Linked DNA regions of Homo sapiens: regions 1 and 2 are each linked to region 3. A link is a contact called in ENCODE Hi-C or POLR2A ChIA-PET data. All regions are on one chromosome and are shown on one strand. Each heading gives the region's core, a stretch centred on a gene start or an enhancer-like site at or near the end of the contact. The rest is flanking DNA. Distances are from core to core; before and after follow the strand shown.

Evidence for each region. A loop is a pair of places that touch in the nucleus more often than their neighbours do. ChIA-PET counts read pairs that join two places held with the same protein, here RNA polymerase II (POLR2A). Pooled maps may share reads with other maps.
Region 1: a loop to region 3 is called in a pooled map, with 2.5 times the contacts of the local background. The contact joins the enhancer-like site here to the promoter of DNAH7 in region 3. A Hi-C loop is called at or near these places in 3 of 168 maps with a recorded cell type or tissue (CD4-positive, alpha-beta T cell, endothelial cell of umbilical vein and naive thymus-derived CD4-positive, alpha-beta T cell) and 10 of 50 pooled maps. POLR2A ChIA-PET finds 5 or more read pairs at or near these places in 4 of 52 experiments (BJ, T-cell, activated T-cell and 1 more).
Region 2: a map of B cell shows a loop between it and region 3 (10-fold over the local background). The contact joins the enhancer-like site here to the promoter of DNAH7 in region 3. A Hi-C loop is called at or near these places in 3 of 168 maps with a recorded cell type or tissue (B cell, PC-3 and naive thymus-derived CD4-positive, alpha-beta T cell), 6 of 37 single-sample maps with no recorded cell type and 14 of 50 pooled maps. POLR2A ChIA-PET finds 5 or more read pairs at or near these places in 7 of 52 experiments (A549, AG04450, CD4-positive, alpha-beta T cell and 4 more).

What each region holds. Positions count from the first base shown.
Region 1 is chr2:196,199,664-196,202,492 of GRCh38, reverse strand. HECW2 (HECT, C2 and WW domain containing E3 ubiquitin protein ligase 2) reads left to right here. Exons shown (of 29, transcript NM_001348768.2): 29 at 1,105-2,829. The coding sequence ends at 1,216. Among named protein-coding and RNA genes, the nearest start is that of STK17B, 30 kb to the right of the region's middle. Within about 2 kb of position 1,430, at least 4 of the 41 ENCODE cell types and tissues checked have a DNase peak (open chromatin) inside an H3K27ac peak, as active enhancers do; they include CD4-positive, alpha-beta T cell, where a contact is called at or near this core.
Region 2 is chr2:196,238,775-196,241,705 of GRCh38, reverse strand. It overlaps HECW2 (HECT, C2 and WW domain containing E3 ubiquitin protein ligase 2), which reads left to right. Exons shown (of 29, transcript NM_001348768.2): 21 at 1,144-1,257. Among named protein-coding and RNA genes, the nearest start is that of HECW2-AS1, 20 kb to the left of the region's middle. RefSeq lists an enhancer at 448-497. Within about 2 kb of position 1,330, at least 20 of the 41 ENCODE cell types and tissues checked have a DNase peak (open chromatin) inside an H3K27ac peak, as active enhancers do; they include B cell, CD4-positive, alpha-beta T cell and PC-3, where a contact is called at or near this core.
Region 3 is chr2:196,067,519-196,070,218 of GRCh38, reverse strand. It overlaps DNAH7 (dynein axonemal heavy chain 7), which reads left to right and starts at 1,382. Exons shown (of 65, transcript NM_018897.3): 1 at 1,382-1,522. The coding sequence starts at 1,508. RefSeq lists enhancers at 1,471-1,560, 2,041-2,090.

The DNA of each region.
Region 1 (2,829 bases), core at 181-2,680, 130 kb before region 3:
CCCTTTTAAAGGTGAGAAATACGGGCTCAGAGTTTTAATAACTCACTCCAAATCACACACTTGTTGATAGAGCTAGAATCCAAACCCAAATATGTCCAACTGCAAATCTCTGGTCTTCCCACTACATTACACTGCATCCAGGAATATTAATTATATTTATTTCATAAGGAAAAGGGATTTATCAGAGTAAAAGTATAGACATGTGACTTTGTAGAAATAGCTTGTTAATAATCATAGTTCCTAAAATTTCTTATTCAGGAGTATTTTTTTTAAGTCAAAGTTATGTAGGTCCCCCAAACAAGCTGTTGTACATTCAGAATAGAATGTTTCCTATTTCATGTCAAAAGTGCAGATTTGCTTCCTGATAAGATGTACTATTTGGAGACTGTCTATTTTTTATTGTGATTCAGATGCAAATAACAGGAAAACATATTTTTTTCCTATCTTGGCAAAAGAAGTATTTCTAAAAAAGAATACTTAATGTAATGATTTAAATTGCTTATTTTGTTATTGTGAATTGGGAGAAAGCAAATTTTAGCACAGGATTCAAAGAAGTAACAATGGCCTACTGACTTAGAAAAGTCCAGCCAGGGAATTTCCCAAGACTCTAAGCCATGAGGCAGGCCCTCAGAGACACTGGCTCCTCTTCCCTGTCCAAGAAAATGAAAAAATGCATAACTACAGAGTATCGAAGAGACACCCAGGCATATGCCAACTCAAAATGAACTACTTTGCAAGGCCTTATGTCCGTGTATTAAAAAAAAAATCTAGCATCAAAAGAGAAACAAAAACCAAACTTGTCTTTGTAATCCTTAGACCACTCAATAAATGGTCATTTATATGTAATATAGCTTTTAAATGGTGGTGAAATGTAAATAAAATATTTTTTTAAATATCCTCTTTTCCTTAGAGAAATTCAGTTCTGAATTTTTAAGGTCAAAATGTTTTCAAAGATTTTTCAAAAGGAGTGTGAAAATTGGCAACAAATAAATTTGAATGTGAAAGACAGTCATACACACACAGACACACACACACACACACACCACACACATTTTCATTTCACTCGGCCTGTTCTAAACTATGTGCTGTTTCTTGTGTTTTCAGAGCGCATACATGTTTTAACCGTCTGGATCTGCCTCCCTACCCATCCTTTTCCATGCTTTATGAAAAACTGTTGACAGCAGTTGAAGAAACCAGTACTTTTGGACTTGAGTGACCTGGAAGCTGAATGCCCATCTCTGTGGACAGGCAGGTTCAGAAGCTGCCTTCTAGAAGAATGATTGAACATTGGAAGTTTCAAGAGGATGCTTCCTTTAGGATAAAGCTATGTGCTGTTGTTTTCCAGGAACAAGTGCTCTGTCACATTTGGGGACTGGAGATGAGTCCTCTTGGAAGGATTTGGGTGAGCTTGATGCCCAGGGAACAACCCAACCGTCTTTCAATCAACAGTTCTTGACTGCCAAACTTTTTCCATTTGTTATGTTCCAAGACAAAGATGAACCCATACATGATCAGCTCCACGGTAATTTTTAGGGACTCAGGAGAATCTTGAAACTTACCCTTGAACGTGGTTCAAGCCAAACTGGCAGCATTTGGCCCAATCTCCAAATTAGAGCAAGTTAAATAATATAATAAAAGTAAATATATTTCCTGAAAGTACATTCATTTAAGCCCTAAGTTATAACAGAATATTCATTTCTTGCTTATGAGTGCCTGCATGGTGTGCACCATAGGTTTCCGCTTTCATGGGACATGAGTGAAAATGAAACCAAGTCAATATGAGGTACCTTTACAGATTTGCAATAAGATGGTCTGTGACAATGTATATGCAAGTGGTATGTGTGTAATTATGGCTAAAGACAAACCATTATTCAGTGAATTACTAATGACAGATTTTATGCTTTATAATGCATGAAAACAATTTTAAAATAACTAGCAATTAATCACAGCATATCAGGAAAAAGTACACAGTGAGTTCTGTTTATTTTTTGTAGGTTCATTATGTTTATGTTCTTTAAGATGTATATAAGAACCTACCTATCATGCTGTATGTATCACTCATTCCATTTTCATGTTCCATGCATACTCGGGCATCATGCTAATATGTATCCTTTTAAGCACTCTCAAGGAAACAAAAGGGCCTTTTATTTTTATAAAGGTAAAAAAAATTCCCCAAATATTTTGCACTGAATGTACCAAAGGTGAAGGGACATTACAATATGACTAACAGCAACTCCATCACTTGAGAAGTATAATAGAAAATAGCTTCTAAATCAAACTTCCTTCACAGTGCCGTGTCTACCACTACAAGGACTGTGCATCTAAGTAATAATTTTTTAAGATTCACTATATGTGATAGTATGATATGCATTTATTTAAAATGCATTAGACTCTCTTCCATCCATCAAATACTTTACAGGATGGCATTTAATACAGATATTTCGTATTTCCCCCACTGCTTTTTATTTGTACAGCATCATTAAACACTAAGCTCAGTTAAGGAGCCATCAGCAACACTGAAGAGATCAGTAGTAAGAATTCCATTTTCCCTCATCAGTGAAGACACCACAAATTGAAACTCAGAACTATATTTCTAAGCCTGCATTTTCACTGATGCATAATTTTCTTATTAATATTAAGAGACAGTTTTTCTATGGCATCTCCAAAACTGCATGACATCACTAGTCTTACTTCTGCTTAATTTTATGAGAAGGTATTCTTCATTTTAATTGCTTTTGGGATTACTCCACATCTTTGTTTATTTCTTGACTAATCAGATTTTCAATAGAGTGAAGTTAAATTGGGGGTCATAAAAGCATTGGATTGACA
Region 2 (2,931 bases), core at 81-2,580, 170 kb before region 3:
AGTGCTCAGCTCTGTTCAGTTCTGTGAAACAAACTTCACAGCAGAACATGTCATGAATGTTGTTTCGGCCTTTCTTCATCCATCTCCTCCTTTCAAATGGGGAAACTGAAACATCATCATGTTGTTTGGCCTAGAATTGTTTCCATTCCCTACTTACCCTTCTTTCTCTCCTCCCTGCCTTCACCCCTGTCCCACGTCCCCACTGGAGATCAGTCTGCCACTGAGAGAGGACAGAGGAGGGACGGTCTCCACTGGAGCACCCCTGTGACCCTGGGTGCCTGAGAGACGGTCCAGAGACCAGACCAACAGCAGCCCCATGGCTCACTGCCCCACCTGCAGGAAGGCTTGCTTGATTAAAATCCACCTTCATTGCCCTAAAAAATCATCTGCCTGCCCAAACACCATACTTCTCTGAGCTTTACTTTTCTCACACTTAACTTACAAAGGTCTAGGATGATCCAGCTGTCATGCATTCAGCCTCCCTATCATCTCTCTGCCCATTACCATTTACATTAAGAGCAAATTGATATCTATGGAAGGATGACTTTAATTGGCATCATCACAAGTAGATTAACCTGCCACACTCATCATTCATTTGTATCTGTCCCTTAGGGACTGTCAAGATTCACTTAATTTAACAATTAACAATTGGAAACTCCTCTGCTTTGGAGGATATTGAGAATTTTTTTTTTCCTCTTTGTTCTCACAGTCATCTTGCTGGGCACTTAATAATTGAATTCCTTGTCTACATGCATTGAGACTTAAAACATTGCCTCATAGAGTTGTTCTTGCTTTACTAAACAAAATGTATGGGCGGGGGGCGGTGTGTGTGGTGTGTGTGGTGTTGTTTTATGATCATTTTTTTTCTGGGATAAACTGATTTGACCATTTAGATAGGATTCTCCGGTTGTTTACACTGGTCATAGGTAGGGTACTCTACCAATGATTCTCTCATGTAACTTTTGCTAATGCTATTAAGAGTTCAAGACAAATGTGTACTTTATTGCAGACAGCAATGATATTAAGTAACATTCTTCTTACCTAGTTAATTGTGGCAAATGGAAATGTTCTAGAAAGATAAGTAAATTATCTTTAATAGTATAGTAATAATTTGTATTTTCTAAATTGTCTCTTTATGGACAGGTTAATTATCCGAAGAGATCACTTACTAGAAGATGCTTTTAATCAGATTATGGGCTACTCCAGAAAAGACCTGCAGAGAAATAAGCTATATGTCACCTTCGTTGGGGAGGAAGGGTGAGTAGAACAGAGAAGTGGCCTGTGGAACATAGGCTGTGGCCACAAGGCGGATGTTTCTCCACGTCGCTGTGGTTGCCTGAAACAGGAAATCCTTCTGCCAGGAAGTGCTGTTCTCATACACTTAAACCTTTGGGCTTTTTTTTTTTTAAAGGTCTCCTCTGGCTTTTAAATCACTTGACATAGAAATCCTTTAGTAAAAACTTGTAGCTTTAGATCATTTTTGAGAACAGAAGCCTAGTTCAGTTTCTTCTCTCCGGACCTCTCTTTCTCTTAAAGGGAAAAAGTAAGGCTTTACAAGGAAAAAAAACAAGGAATTGCATTTATGCAATTCCTTTGTGATCTGTGATCTTATTTTCTACCCTGCAGGGCTAGGTAGAACGTGCTTCCTCTATTAAATAAGTTCAGTTTCAGAAACATGAATTAGAATCTTGCTGTTCTACCCAGAAGCCTCCACAGAAGTAACTCTTGGGCCTTGGCTCTTATTTCTCTGCCTCCAGTTTTTCTCTTCCCTTGGGAAGGCAGCACACCTACCAACATTACTACCTAACATAAACAAACATGTCCCGCCTTCCATGACTCTTCCATGAGTGTGCTCGTCAAGATAAGGGTTAGGAAATGAAGCGGGGAAGACTCCTACACAGTGTCTGTTGTGCCCAAATAGACATAACTGTTATTACACATCACATTAGAAGAGGCCAGCTGTCATCCCTCCCAGACCCCTTCTTCCTCATTTCAGGTCTGGGTTCAAGTCTCAACATCTTCTTCATAACTCAGCAGCTGCTAGAGGGAATTTTTCTAATACCATACAATTGTCTGATTGTGTTCTCTGTGGCTCTTGTTGATTTGGATCATTTTAAGGCTATCCCTCTCAGTCATGCCTGGGAATAAAGTATATTAGATTATGGAATCATATTAGTGATATTGAACAAATTCAGCCATTCAGTACACAGTGGATGAAATAATGACTCCAAACTATAAAATAATTTGCATCTGCTGATGGAACTAGGGAATAGAAAAATCAGGATTCAAATTCAGGCCGTTTGTCTTTCATCTGGTACTCTTGGACTAGCTCTGGGACCTAAGCAAAACTCCTGCACTCCAGCCCATCTGAATTTTTTCCTATCTCTGGACATTTTGCCCATTCCAGCTAATGACTGATAACTTCCGCTCTTGTCACATGCAGTGCTGTGTAGTCTCCCAGCTATTCCTACATTAAGGTAAAGTAGTATGTGCAAACACACTATGACATGACAAAATTTGTACAGAAGTTTGCATGAGATCTGAGCCTTTCATTGCTGATGTGCATAAGTGGACTTCTCACTTGTGTTAGTTGGCTTAAAGATGAAGGTGCACAGTTGAAAATGAAGGCAAATGTTAGCCTAATCACCAGTATGCATGAGATTCCAAGTATTTCCTTACATAATCAGTCTGGTTTGGATGAGAATACTTTTCCTCCCCCAGAACTCCAGCTGCCTCCCTTCATTGTTGGACCAGAGTTTGTTGAGATCTCAAAGATATAGGGAAGAGTCTTTGGAAGCACTGATATTTAAGTTTGAATAGAACAGACGTTTATCATGACTGGTTTTCCTAAAGCAGTCTCCTCATGGTGTGGATTAATGACATTAGTTCCTAGGAGGAGGTCCAGGGTGAGTGGGGCTTGATGCCTCTGTA
Region 3 (2,700 bases), core at 133-2,632:
TCTTTGATGCACAAAGGTTTTTTATTCTGATGCAGCCGAATTGTCTATTTTTTCCTTGTCGTTTTGGTGTCATGTCCAAGAAATCACTGCCAAATCCAATGTCGTGAAGCGATTCTTCTAAGTTTTCTTCTAAGAGTTTTATAGTTTAAGACCTTACAGTTACATCTTTGATCAATTTTGAGATAATTTTGTATATGATGTTTTTAGGTAAAGGTCCAACTGCATTTTTTTCCGCATATGGACATTTAGTTTCCCCAGCATCATTTGTTGAAAATAAATTGTTAAGGTCACTATAGTCTTGTAGTAAGTTCTGAAATCAAGAAGTGTGAGTACTCCAACTTTGTTCTTTAATTTCAAGATTGTTTTGGCTATTTATGACCCCTTGGGGTTCCTTGTTAATTTCAGGATGGAATTCTGCCATTTCTTAGCATAAAACTTTTCAGTGGAGGTCAGTTGCTTTTGACATCCAAACTCCTGCCCTTTTATAGGGTCCTTTAAGATATATCACCTGCTTATCACCTCAGCTTCTTCTCTAGACTGGCTCCAATCCCCTTTATCCAAACCTACTCATCGACCTCTCAGAACCATTTTCACTGCTTCCAATAGCTATGCTCTCTTGTCTCAGGCCTTTGTATGTGACCTGCTTTTTGCCCGGCATTCTTTGCCTGGCATTTCTTCTTCCTTCACATTTCAGCTTCCACATCCCTTCCATGCCCTCCATGAGAAAATTAGTTGGTGCTTTATGTTCTCACTGAGGACTGCCATTCTTAGCACCGTCTCCACTACACGGTAAGTGCTTGGCTTGGACACCCCCCAGCCTGTGGCGAATGGATGTCTTGGTCACATTTGTGCTTAGCACACCACTTTTCATGTAGTAAACCATCTGTGAATGTTGGTTTCAAGAATTGTTGGAAGGTTCCTTTACTGGTATTCTTCCAAAGGATAGTTTTCTGGAGTGTGGGAAGAGTCAACAGCACAGGGGTTGGAAGCACATGAATAATGAAAGGTGTTTACTGGATCCTGCCTCGCATTACTCCACTCGCCCACATTAGCAATGAAATCTGTAATCATTTCATTCCAGTGTTTCTCCGAGACCTCTGAGGGGTTAAGGCAGCAGTCCTGGGCATCCGGCTTATTTAGAAGGAGGGTGCGGAAGTGTGAGGATCTACTTCAGTAATCAGAGGATATTGGAGGAGACCCACCCAGTGTCTTTGGTTATTCAACGCACACCTTAGACCTCACAACACTGGCAGCAGCGCCCCAGAAAGCTCCTCTTGCGGGACCGCGCGCCAGCTTCCGGGTCCAGCCCCAGAAGGAACAGATGACCGGAAATGGAACCTGCGCGGGCCCGTTGCTTAGCAACAAACGCTGCCCGGACGCTAGACGGCTCTGGTGCGGAGGGAGCTGAGACCGCTGCAAGTCCCGGGGCCCTGCCTCTATCGTCCTAGGGGTTCCGCGGGCAGGAGCAACCCAGAAGCACCGGTGAGGCCAGCGCGTCCTCGCAGCCATGAGCAGTGAGCAGGTGAGAGGGCTGCTCTTTGCCAGGCTCGCCGCCGCCGCGACGCTTCCCAGGCGTTTCGGAAGTGGTGGAAGCCCCTCCTGCCTAGCGAACTCCCCAGCTGTGACTCCGCGGTGTACAGCTTCCTTCACCCCACTTGTGGCCTGGGTTACTGAGCGCTTTCCGTGAATGCCCTTATAAGTTCCCTTCCCAGCTGTTTGCCCTTGGTCGTCATAACAACCAAACCTAGCCGCCTAGCGGCGCGCCAGCAGGGGGAGCCACAGCCCAGAGCACCCCCAGAGTGCTAATGGCGGTGTGCTTGGGTGAGAGGCGGCTCTGCGAGGAGTTGCAGCGGGTTTGGGTTCTAAGGTGGGAATCGAAGCCAACTCCTAGCCATGTGACTTTGGACAAATCTCTTAGTCTTTGTAAGCCTTAGTTCTCCCACCTCTTATGCAGAGCGGGGGAAACATCAGAACAACTTTTCTTCTTTTTGAGGTTGTTGTCAATTTCAAATTAGATACCATGCCATACCATAACTATACAATATTATACTATACATGAAAGGCCTTGGTAAGTGACATATGGCACTTCTTAAGATGATATTCCATGGTATGTGATAAAAGATGCACTTTGCAATAGCTGCTTTTCTTTCTCTTTTTTTCTCGTTTTTTTCCTTTCTGTCTTTCTCTCCTTTTTCTTCTAAGAATTCTTTCTTTATTGAACTTAAGAGCAACTAACAGAAAGGCAGAACAATGGTCAGTCGTCTTAATATCAGCACAGAATGGGAAGATATTAAACGTGGTCATTATTCTGGCTAGCTAGAAAATAACTCTAGCTTTCTACGTAGTGATGAATAAGGAAAAGGACTCTATAAACCTCCTGGAAGAAAAACAGTTGTTTTTAAGCCTGCAAATTTCATTTAGCTTTTAAACAATATTAAACGGTAATTATTTCTTTTTTATTGCTTTATAATGCTTTTTTCGGTAGTGTTAGAATTTATTGTGGAAACAGTATTAAAACGGATTTAGTCTCCTATCCATTGAGTTGTACATTACTAACAGAACTATGTGAAGATCCTGATTGGTTAGTTCATCAAATAAGTAATTAATACCTGAAATGCTCAAGAAAATTTGGTTTGAACCTTTTTAAAAAAATAAGTATAATTTAAGAACTAAGAAATGGACACTGATTCATATGCTAAA